2 separate regions of the Homo sapiens genome follow, and region 1 is linked to region 2. A link is an interaction called in ENCODE POLR2A ChIA-PET data of the cell type or tissue named here. Cell type or tissue: endothelial cell of umbilical vein. All regions are shown on one strand. Each heading gives the region's core, and the rest is flanking DNA. Links, peaks and the distances in the headings are about the cores only.

Region 1 (4,974 bases), core at 510-4,509, 300 kb after region 2:
ATTAAGAATGAGGAGGATGAGGAGGTTTTGGGATGTGAGCAGACAAGATTAAGGAGAAATAGGCATTTAGGAGAACGGGAAAGAGAATGGATTAGGGAAATGTAGGACTTCCAGGCAGCACCAAGAGCACACTTGAAGTTTATAGCAATTTGTAACAAGCATGTGAAAAAAAGCTCAACACCACTGATCATTAGAGAAAGGCAAATCAAAACCACAGTGACATACCATCTCACACCAGTCAGAGTGACCATTATTAAAAAGTCAAAAAAAAAAAAGGTGCTAGCAAAGTTGTGGAGAGAAAGGAACACTTATACAATGTTGGTGGGAGTGTAAATTAGTTCAACCATTGTGGAAAATACTGGTGATTCCTCAAAGACCTAAAAACAGAACCACCATTCAACCCAGCAATTCCATTACTGGGTATATACTTAACAGAAAATAAATCATTCCATCATAAAGACACATGCACACATATGTTCATTGCAGCACTATTCACAATACCAAAGACATGGAATCAGCCTAAATGCCCATCAATGGTAGACTGGATAAAGAAAATGTGGTACATATACACCATGGAATACTATGCAGCCATAAAAAAGAACAACATCATGTCCTTTGCAGGAACACAGATACAGCTGAAGGCCATTATCCTTAGCAAACTAACGCAGGAACAGAAAACCAAACATCACATGTTCTCACTTATATGTGGGAGCTAAATGATGAGAACACATGGACACAAAGGGTGTGAGGTGAAGGGTGGGAAGAAGAAGAGGATCAGGAAAAATAACTAATGGCCGCTAGGCCTAATATCTGGGTGATGAAATAATCTGCACAACAAACCTCCATGATACAGGTTTATCTATGTAACAAACCTGCACATGTACCCCTGAATGTAAAAAGTTAAAAAAAAAAAAAAAGGCCAGGCACAGTGGCTCACGCCTGTAATCCCAGCACTTTGGGAGGCCGAGGCAGGCAGATCACCTGAGGTCAGGAGTTTGAGACTAGCCTGGCCAACATGGAGAAACCCCCTCTCTACTAAAAATACAAAAATTAGCTGGGCATGGTGTTGCATGCCTGTAATCCCAGCTACTCAGGAGGCTGAGGTAAGAGAATCACTTGAACCTGGCAGGCGGAGGTTGCAGTAAGCCGAGATCGCTCCACTGCACTCCAGCCTGGAGCGAGACTCTGTCTAAAAAAACAGAGAGATTTATGGCACTTTGTGACAGTGTCATACATTTTAGGTCATCATGGGTTTGCATTTTTCTCCATTTGGCTTCAGCTGCCTGAGTGCAAGTGAAGAGTGAGCCATTAGTGGTATTTTCACTGGGGCCAGCATTGTACCTCAAGTACAACAGAAAGAAAGGAGCATGTGAGTTGAGGGTGTAAGCCAGAGGTTAATTATAATAATGCACTGTGGAACCCAAGGGGGTTGCCAAGGGGGGCAGAGGGCAAAGCGCCAAGGAAATGGATTACAAGCCCCAGTGGGGTTGGAGGGGCCACTCTGGCATCGGTGAAGGAGGGAATGAGCTGCAAAGACAGATGGTGGAGGTGCAGAGTGGGAAGCTCAGATTTCTCCTCTCAGAGGACAGCAGTCAGGCTGCACTTTAGCCTGGGTGACCCTGTCTTTCAGAAAAGCCTAGCAGGTTAGGCTCTGGTAAAATAGTTTCTCCTGAGGGCTGGCCTTGTTGAGAACAGAATGCTCGGGTATTTCAGAATGGAGACTTTCCCTTCCCCCTGCCAGAAGCACAGGGGATTTTTCTTCAGCCTTCATTGTGAGGACCTGGTAGAGCTCTGGGAGGTAAATTCAAAGGAGTGTGTGGGACTCTTTTCTGAATGGCTCCCCCTGAAGTTTTTAACTCTCAGGCTTCTCCACGCTGAACCTTCAGCAATCCATCCACTGCAGTTCAAGTTTTCCTGTCCTGGAGCTGATTCCTGGGGAGATTTTTGTTTGTGGGTTTCTGCTCTATTAAGTTGTGGTTTTCCATAACTGCCTGTTTGTCTCTTCAATTCTGGGGACAGTGGTTTTCCCTGTGACTTCACTTCTCTGAGAGATCTAAAAGGAGCTGTTGATTTTTCAGTTTGTTCAGCTTTTTACTTGTTATAACAGAGCGTGACTTCTAATCCCTTACATGTCAGGCCAGAAACTGTTATAAACTTTAACTCAATAAAAATATACCAAGGCCAAGCTTGGTGGCTCACACCTGTAATCTCAGCACTTTGGGAGGCTGAGGCGGGCGGATCACGAGGTCAGGAGATCGAGACCATCCCGGCTAACACGGTGAAGCCCCGTTTCTACTAAAAATACAAAAAATTAGCCGGGTGTGGTGGCGGGCGCCTGTAGTCCCAGCTACTTGGGAGGCTGAGGCAGGAGACTGGCATGAACCCGGGAGGCAGAGCTTGCAGTGAGCCGAGATCACACCACTGCACTCCAGCCTAGGCGACAGAGCAAGACTCTGTCTCAAAAAAAAAAAAAAAGAAAAAAAAAAGAACTGACCATGTCTAAGAATTGCGAAAAGGGGTAGAGATTCAGCTACACACTGAAGTTAGAGCAACAAAAAAGCGACAGCATGATTGGCAGGTGTTGTTGTGGACTCTGGGCAAATTGGAGCACTCACACTTCCAGCACATGCACCAATTCAGGCAAAAACCAAAAATATGTTATTTTAAAATTTTAATTTTTGCATAGTGAGAACAAAATCTGAAAATGTCTCTACAATTAGTTTATCAACCCTGAAACAAGAAAGTGACAAGTCTGATGTCACTGGATGTGAGTCATGGAGGACACATTGGTAATTCCTCCCCTTTCTTCTATTTTTCTATTTGTGCTAGATTTGAATGTTTTTGTCCCTTCCAAAATTCATTAGACTAAAGTGAATTTTAGTCTCCTATGCAACACTATTAAGAGGAGCACCCTTTTGGAGGGGACTGGGTCATGAGAGCAAACCCTCATGAATGGGATCGGGTGCCCCTACCAAAGGGCTTGTTGGAGGGAGTTTACTCCTTTTTTCACCCTGAATGAGTCATTAAGGGCAATTGGAGTAAGGGCTCAGAAGCAGAGGAGAGTTGTAGAGAAAGCTTCAGTCTCAGAGATTACTGAAGTGATTGTGAAGAAAATGTTGGTTGAAATATGGACAATAAAGGTCATTCTGATGAGGTCTTAGGTGGAAATGAGGAATATCTTGTTGGAAACTACAAGAAAGGTCATATGTTCAAAAGTGGCAAAGAACCTGTCTGAATTATGTTCATGTTCTAGTACTTTGTAGAAGGCAGAATTTAAGAGTGATGAACTTGGCCGGGCACGTAACCCCAGCACTTTGGGAGTCTGAGGCAGGTGGATCACTAGGTCAGGAGTTCAAGTCCAGCCTGGCCAACATGGTAAAACCCCATCTCTACTAAAAATACAAAAATTAGCCGGGCATGGTGGTGGGCACCTGTAATCCCAGCTACTTCAGAGGCTGAGGCAGGAGAATCGCTTGAACCCCAGGAGGCGGAGGTTGCAGTGAGCTGAGATCATGCCACTGCACTCCAGCCTGGGTGACAGAGTGAGACTCCATCTCAAAAAAAAAACAAAACAAAAAAAAAAAAAGAGTGGCGAACTTGGCTGGGCACAGCGGCTCATGCCTGTAATCCTAGCACTTTGGGAGGTTGAGGAGGGTGGATCACTTGAGGTCAGGAGTTTGAGACTCAGCCTGGCCAACATGGCAAAACCCCACCTTTACTAAAAATACAAAACTTAGCCAGGTGTAGTAACCCCGGCTACTAGGAAGGGTGAGGCAGGAGAATCGCTTGAACCCAGGAGGTGGAGGTTGCAGTGAGCCAAGATTTTGCCACTGCACTCCAGCCTGGGCAACAGAGTGAGACTCTGTCTCAAAAAACAAAAAAGAAAGCAAGAAAGCAGGAAGGAAGGAAGGAAGGAAGGAAGGAAGGAAGGAAGTAGATTATTTGGCAAAGAAAATCTCTAAGCAGTGTTCAGTGTGCCGCATGGCTGCTTTTAACTGCTTATAGTAAAATGCCAGAAGGAAGAATCAGTTAAAGAGAAAATCTATCATCAAAAGGGAGGCAGTATGTAAAAATGTGGAAAATTTTCAGCCTGGCCACATAAATCTTTAAAAAGTATTCTTAAGGATAGAAAACTGAGGGTGTGGCCAAGTGACTGTTTGATAAGGAGATAAGTACGCATAGAAGGAAGCCAGATGCTGTTCATGAAGATAATGGGAGAATCACCTTAGAGGCATTCCAGAGATCTCCAGGGCTACCAGGCCCTTCACAGGCCCACAGTGCTAGGCCCTTGAGGGCAGAATGGCAAAGGAGGGGCCCCAGGAGCCCTTGAGACCGCTGGGCTTGCTGCCTCCCCGCATTCTGGCCCAGTGCTGCTTGGTCACTCTGGCTGTGCCTCCAGCAGGCCCAGGTATGGCTCAGGCCACTGCTGTGAAGTTCAGGCCATAAACCTTGGTGGCACTCATGTAGTGCTAACTCTGTAGGCAAGCAGAATGCAAGGGCTGTACAGGCTGGCCATCTCCACCTAGATTTCAAAGGATGCCTCAGAGAGCCTTGGGGCCAGGCAAAGGACTGCCACAGGGAAGGGGTCACTGCAGAGAGCCCTGGCTAGAATGCTTAGTGGAGCTGTGGGAACAGGGCTACCTCAAGACCCTAGACTTGTGGGGCCACCAGCACACAATACCAGCTTGGGAGAGCCCCAGGAACACAACACAAACCTGTAAGAGCTGTGGTATACACTGTGCTCAGCAAAACCACGGGGGCAGGGAAGCCTCAGGGACCCAACCACAGCCATGTGGGACACGAGGCAAAGATTGTATTCAAGCCTTAAGATTGAATGTTGTTTGTCGTTGTTGGTAGAGACAGAGTTTCACCATGTTGGCCAGGCTGTTCTCGAACTCCTGACCTCAAGTGACCCACCTGCCTCAGCCTCCAAAAGTGTTGGGATTATAGGTGTGAGCCACCGCACCTGGCATT
Region 2 (4,974 bases), core at 459-4,458:
TAGTCCAATATGACCTCGTCTTAACTAATTACATCTGCAAAGACCTTATTTCCAAATAAGGTCATATCTGTACATTTCAGGTGGAAATGAATTTTTAGAGGGCACTACTCAATCCAGCATAGCATGTTTCTAGATGGGTTTCTCCCTAATCAGTGGCAGTGAAAGACCATGTAGCATAGTGATGAGAAATAAGCTCTGGATTGGGCCAAGTGCAGTGGCTCATGCCTGTAATCCCAGCCTTCCGGGAGGCCAGGGCAGGAGGATCACTTGAGTCCAGTTCAAGACCAGCCTGGGCAACACAGTGAGATCCTGCCTCTAAAAAAAACTCTGGTATCAGGCTTTCTGGCTCTACCACTTACTGACCAGGGTTTTCACCTCTCCAAGCCTAATAAGCACCTTCATCCGGAATAATAGTAGCTACCTCATGCAATTGTTATGGGGATTAAATGAATTAACAAATGTTGAGTGCTTAAACTGTGCAGGACACACTGTAAGCATTTAATAAATGTTTTTGTTCTTTGACATAATTTGCTCCTATTTTGTGGTTTGGGTTTTTTTCTTAAGAGACAAGGTCTTGCTCTGTCACCCAGGCTAGAGTGCAGTGATGCCATCACAGCTCTTTGCAGTCCCAAACTCCTGGGCTCAAAGTGATCCTCCTGCCTCAGCCTCCTGAGTAGCTGAGACTACAGGCATGTGCAGCAAAATAGCAACACTTTGTTGCTATTTTTGAATGGCATCTCCATTATATTCTCTAATTGATTGCTGCTGGTAAATTAGAAAACTCAATTTTTGTGTACTAATCTTGTAACTATAATCTTACTGAATTCTTATAATTTTCCAGTTGTTTCTCCTAGATTTTCTTGGTAGCAATCACATTAGCTTCAAGGTACTAAAAAAATACTGAACACAAGATAAATGACTATATAACCCACAAGTGCCTGCAGGAAGAAATGATGTTCAAGAACCGCTCTGTCTACATTTTTATTACCAAAGACAGGTTCAGAGATTCCACCTCATGCCCATGCTAGGATGAAGATGTGTTTAGGATGAAAATGTGTCTGTTTTCATTGATCCAGCCCAAACACAGCTTTTGAGAGCAGGGGTCCGGGTTTTTCATCTTGACACAGTCTCATTGTGTATGATGCATGGTAGATTACCGGTACTCAGGATTTGGACTAACCTCAGGAACACATTATCTGTTACAACTTACCGATGGTTCACCCCAGAAGTGTGGCGAGAACTGGTCTTTCTTTTCCTATGTGTAACCTCTGAAGTACATGTGGCCCTTCTCTCCACCTTGTGGCCGTCCAGGCGGGAACCGTGCTGCCTGTCACACCCACTCCTTGAGCACCAGAACTAACTAAATTCTGTGGCAGTTTCCCATTGGTCTTCAAATCTGTGTTCCTCAGCAATGCCTGTGAGGCCTGGGCTGATCAGCTCTTCTCCAACCACATCTCCATCCATCTTCCCTTCTCCCCATCTCTTCCACGGAGACGTCCACTCAAAAGGTCATGTCCATCAAGCTGCCACCTCCTAGTTACTATCATAACCACTCAATTTCCCTCCTGACACTTACCAAGATCCTTTTTACACGCTAACTTATTTGACCATCTGCTCCACTAGAACATCCCCCAAGAAAGCCATATCCATCCCCAACATGAATTAGACAGTGTCCAGCTCAATATTTGTTGAAGGAATTACGTCAGTATAAAACAAGTACACATTTTCTAGATAATATTCTAGAACAGGAATTTTGTTTCGAGTTTTGCTTACACGTAAGGGGCCGTGGCTCAGCACAGGATGCTGCACAAGCTAGGGAAGGAGCTACCCAGCATTCTGGGCTCTGGGTGCCTCACTCTCGGTTTTTCCACATCCTGTATTTGTTGTTTTTCAAAGATTGCAGGGGTGACTAAACCTCTTATTAGTCTCGAGGTTGCTCCTGCAAAACCCAGCATAACCATAACGGGATATTAGGGACGGAAAGGCTCTGGAAGTCACACATTTCTCTGTTTTAAAGATGAAGTGACTCAGAATTGATCACAGCCATGGGACCTGCCAGACCACATGCCTGCTGCATTGCACCAAGGCCTGGTCCTGGGGGGTCCTGCCCCTGCAGAGTCATCATTACCACGCGCTGCCCCCTAGTGCTGGTGTCTGCACGGGAGGAGGTGCAAAATCCTTCTCTTCCGAGGTTGGCTTCCTGAGCTTTGGTCAGCAGGTCTAAGGAAGCATTGCTGGAGCTCACAGAAATGAAGCAGCATCCTCTTCAGGACAGAGGCACTTGGCAGTGGATTCACACACCCACTTCCACTGTTTCGAGATTTCCAGGATCCACCAATGCAGACAAGAACTCACAAACCAGGTCCAGGAATGGCCAACTAGAGGCCACGCTGAGCATTCAGCTGTACTTGGGAGAGCTGGGGAAGAAGGGACAGCAGCGGAAAACTGGGTACCCAGGTCCTGTAAGACCTGCTGCTTCTACCCATGGCCACCCTTCTTTAGGAGAGGACCTGGAGAACACAACCGACTTCCCCTCGTCCTGGGTTTTCTGTCACCGTTAGGCTTGCACTTGGCTTTTACTATGTCCACCCTTGCTACATTTAGAGGAGCGTCCAACAATTGTGGCTGAATGGCTGAGCAGAGTGTGCTCAGAAACAGACTAAGACAGGTGATGAAAACAAGAGTCTCCCTCACAGCCAAGGTCACTGAGAGGTCCAGAGAGGTCAAATAATTTGTCCAAGGTCACAGAGCAAGTTAATCTTTTGGACTGAGACTAAAACCCAAGGTTCCATGACAAAAAAATCAATACCGATGTTAACATCTTATGCATAAATTCTCGCTACATTTAATATTTCTATCCCAAACTATATTTTGTAATGCCATTCTTTTATCCCTTATTTGAAATAACTTATTTATATGAACAAAAATTCTTAAAAGGAAAGCCCCCCACTGAAACCAAGTCCCTTAAAGGACACTGGAAAGTTTATTGAGACCTGTAGAATCTGAACATCATTAAGTCAGACATCATGTTTGAGTTCACTTCTTACTGTAACAGGTTCTGCAGAACTCTTTTCACAAAAACCTATGAAGGACAGATACAGTTGCCAGGCCAAGTCCTCACCCAGCTGCTGTGCCCAGCTCAGACCTGCCACAGTGCACAGAGACAGCAGCTGCCAGATTAAGAAGCTCATTTTGAGGTTGATCACTGCTGAGAAGAGTGACAGACAGGACCTTTAGCCCCTTCACATATGCAAACTTAGTAAGAAAATCTAACAGGAAAACAGGCAGGGAGCCTGCTGACTTGGAGGTACGAACTCCAGCCCCACCACTGTGACTGCAAGCACTCCTGGGCATCTCCCCAGCCCTGTTTGGGTGCAACAGCTCTAGCAGGGCGCTGCATTCAATAACAGCAAGTCAGCACCTTAACCAAGCTGTTTGCAGGCCTTGGCTTGAAATCCATGCAGCTAAAGACATAACACCCTGGGAGGGTGAGGCAGGAGGAGCACTTGAAGCTGGGAGTTGAAGACCGGCATGGGCAACACAGCAAGACCCCATTTCTATAGAAAATTTAAAAATTAGCCTGGCCAGGAGCAGTGGCTCACGCCTGTAATCCCAGCACTTTGGGAGGCTGAGGCCGGCGGATCACTTGAGGTCAGGAGTTTGAGGCCAGCCCGGCAAACATGGTGAAACCCCATCTCTATGAAAAATACAAAAATTAGTCAGGTGTGGTGGTGTGTGCCTGCAGTTCCAGATACTTGGGAGGCTGAGACAGGAGAATCAGTTGAACCTGTGAGGCAGAGGTTGCAGTGAGCTGAGATTGCACCACCGCACTTCCAGCCTGGGCGACAGAGTGAGACTCCATCTCAAAAAAAAAAAAACAAGTAAATTAGGTGGGCATGGTGGCACAGGCCCATCGTCCCAGGGAGGCTGAGGCGGGAGGATCACTTGAGCCCAGGAGTTGGAGGCTACAGTGAGCTATGATTGTGCCACTGCACACCAGGCAGAGTGACAAAGTGAGACTCTGTTTAAAAATATATATATATTTAAAAATAAATATATATATAAAACCCAAGTTAAGTATCCTGTTCCTGTCTCAGTGCAAGAGCATGTTTCTTGTTTCCTTCTCTTTTTCAACAAGGGTAGGACCTCATCATGGCTGACTTTTCAGAAGATAATGTCTTTAAGACCCACCCAAGATGCTGACTCCAATGACATCAAGGGAGATAAAGTGGTTTCAGACAAAATGGGGTATCAATATGAAAGTGACATGTTCTATTAGGTCTCTATTGTGCAACTTCTCAATTGCTGGAGTAGCTCTCATACTTTTGTGAGTCGCTCAAGAACACAGGGCCAATACCACTTTCTACCACTGCTCTTGCAAAGAACTGGTTCACTCAGCATCCATAAAACCTGTTGAATTTTATCTCAATATACTAACTCAAAAAACACAGCAGGAAGGCAGGCACTACTTTGTTCTATGTATATATTTATTTAACATTTATTAAATACCTACAATAACCAAGAATCATGTTTTATTTTTAAAAAATTTCAAATCTGGGCCAGGGGCAGTGGCTCACGCCTGTAATCTCAGCACTTTGGGAGGCTGAGGGGGGTGGATCACTTGAGGTCAGGAGTTTGAGACCAGCCTGGCCAACGTGGTGAAACTCTGTCTCTACTAAAACTACAAAAATCAGCTGGGCATGGTGGTGGGTGCCTGTGATCCTAGCTACTCGGGAGGCTGAGGCAGAATTGCTTGAATCCGGGAAGTGGGGGTTGCAGTGAGCCCAGATCGCACCATTGCACACCAGCCTGGGTGACAAGAGCGAGACTCCATCTCAAAAAAAGAAAAAAAAAAATTCAAATCTGTAAAATATGGCCCCAGGTGAGAAGTTACCAAAAGCAGCAGGAAAAGTTTAAATCATTCACTCCCCAAATTTTGCTTTCAGCTTAGCTTAAAGGAAACCCCAGGATGGA

The links. ChIA-PET counts read pairs that join two places held together with the same protein. Peaks named below come from ENCODE experiments on the same cell type or tissue, not always from the same donor. Only the 100,000 strongest peaks of a DNase experiment are listed, where the experiment ranks them.
Region 1: POLR2A ChIA-PET joins it to region 2 with 6 read pairs; 3 of 35 experiments call an interaction of 5 or more read pairs at or near these places.

The regions. Positions count from the first base shown.
Region 1 is chr10:35,268,230-35,273,203 of GRCh38, reverse strand. It overlaps a transcript of CCNY not described here. Among named protein-coding and RNA genes, the nearest start is that of LINC02634, 26 kb to the right of the region's middle. In endothelial cell of umbilical vein, for the core only: no CTCF peak of the experiment used is centred there; no DNase peak of the experiment used is centred there.
Region 2 is chr10:35,572,163-35,577,136 of GRCh38, reverse strand. It overlaps CCNY (cyclin Y), which reads right to left. Exons shown (of 10, transcript NM_145012.6): 10 at 4,470-4,974. Among named protein-coding and RNA genes, the nearest start is that of GJD4, 31 kb to the left of the region's middle. In endothelial cell of umbilical vein, for the core only: a CTCF peak has its summit at 2,145 (motif pointing left); a DNase peak (open chromatin) is centred at 1,966; H3K27ac peaks cover 1,391 bases.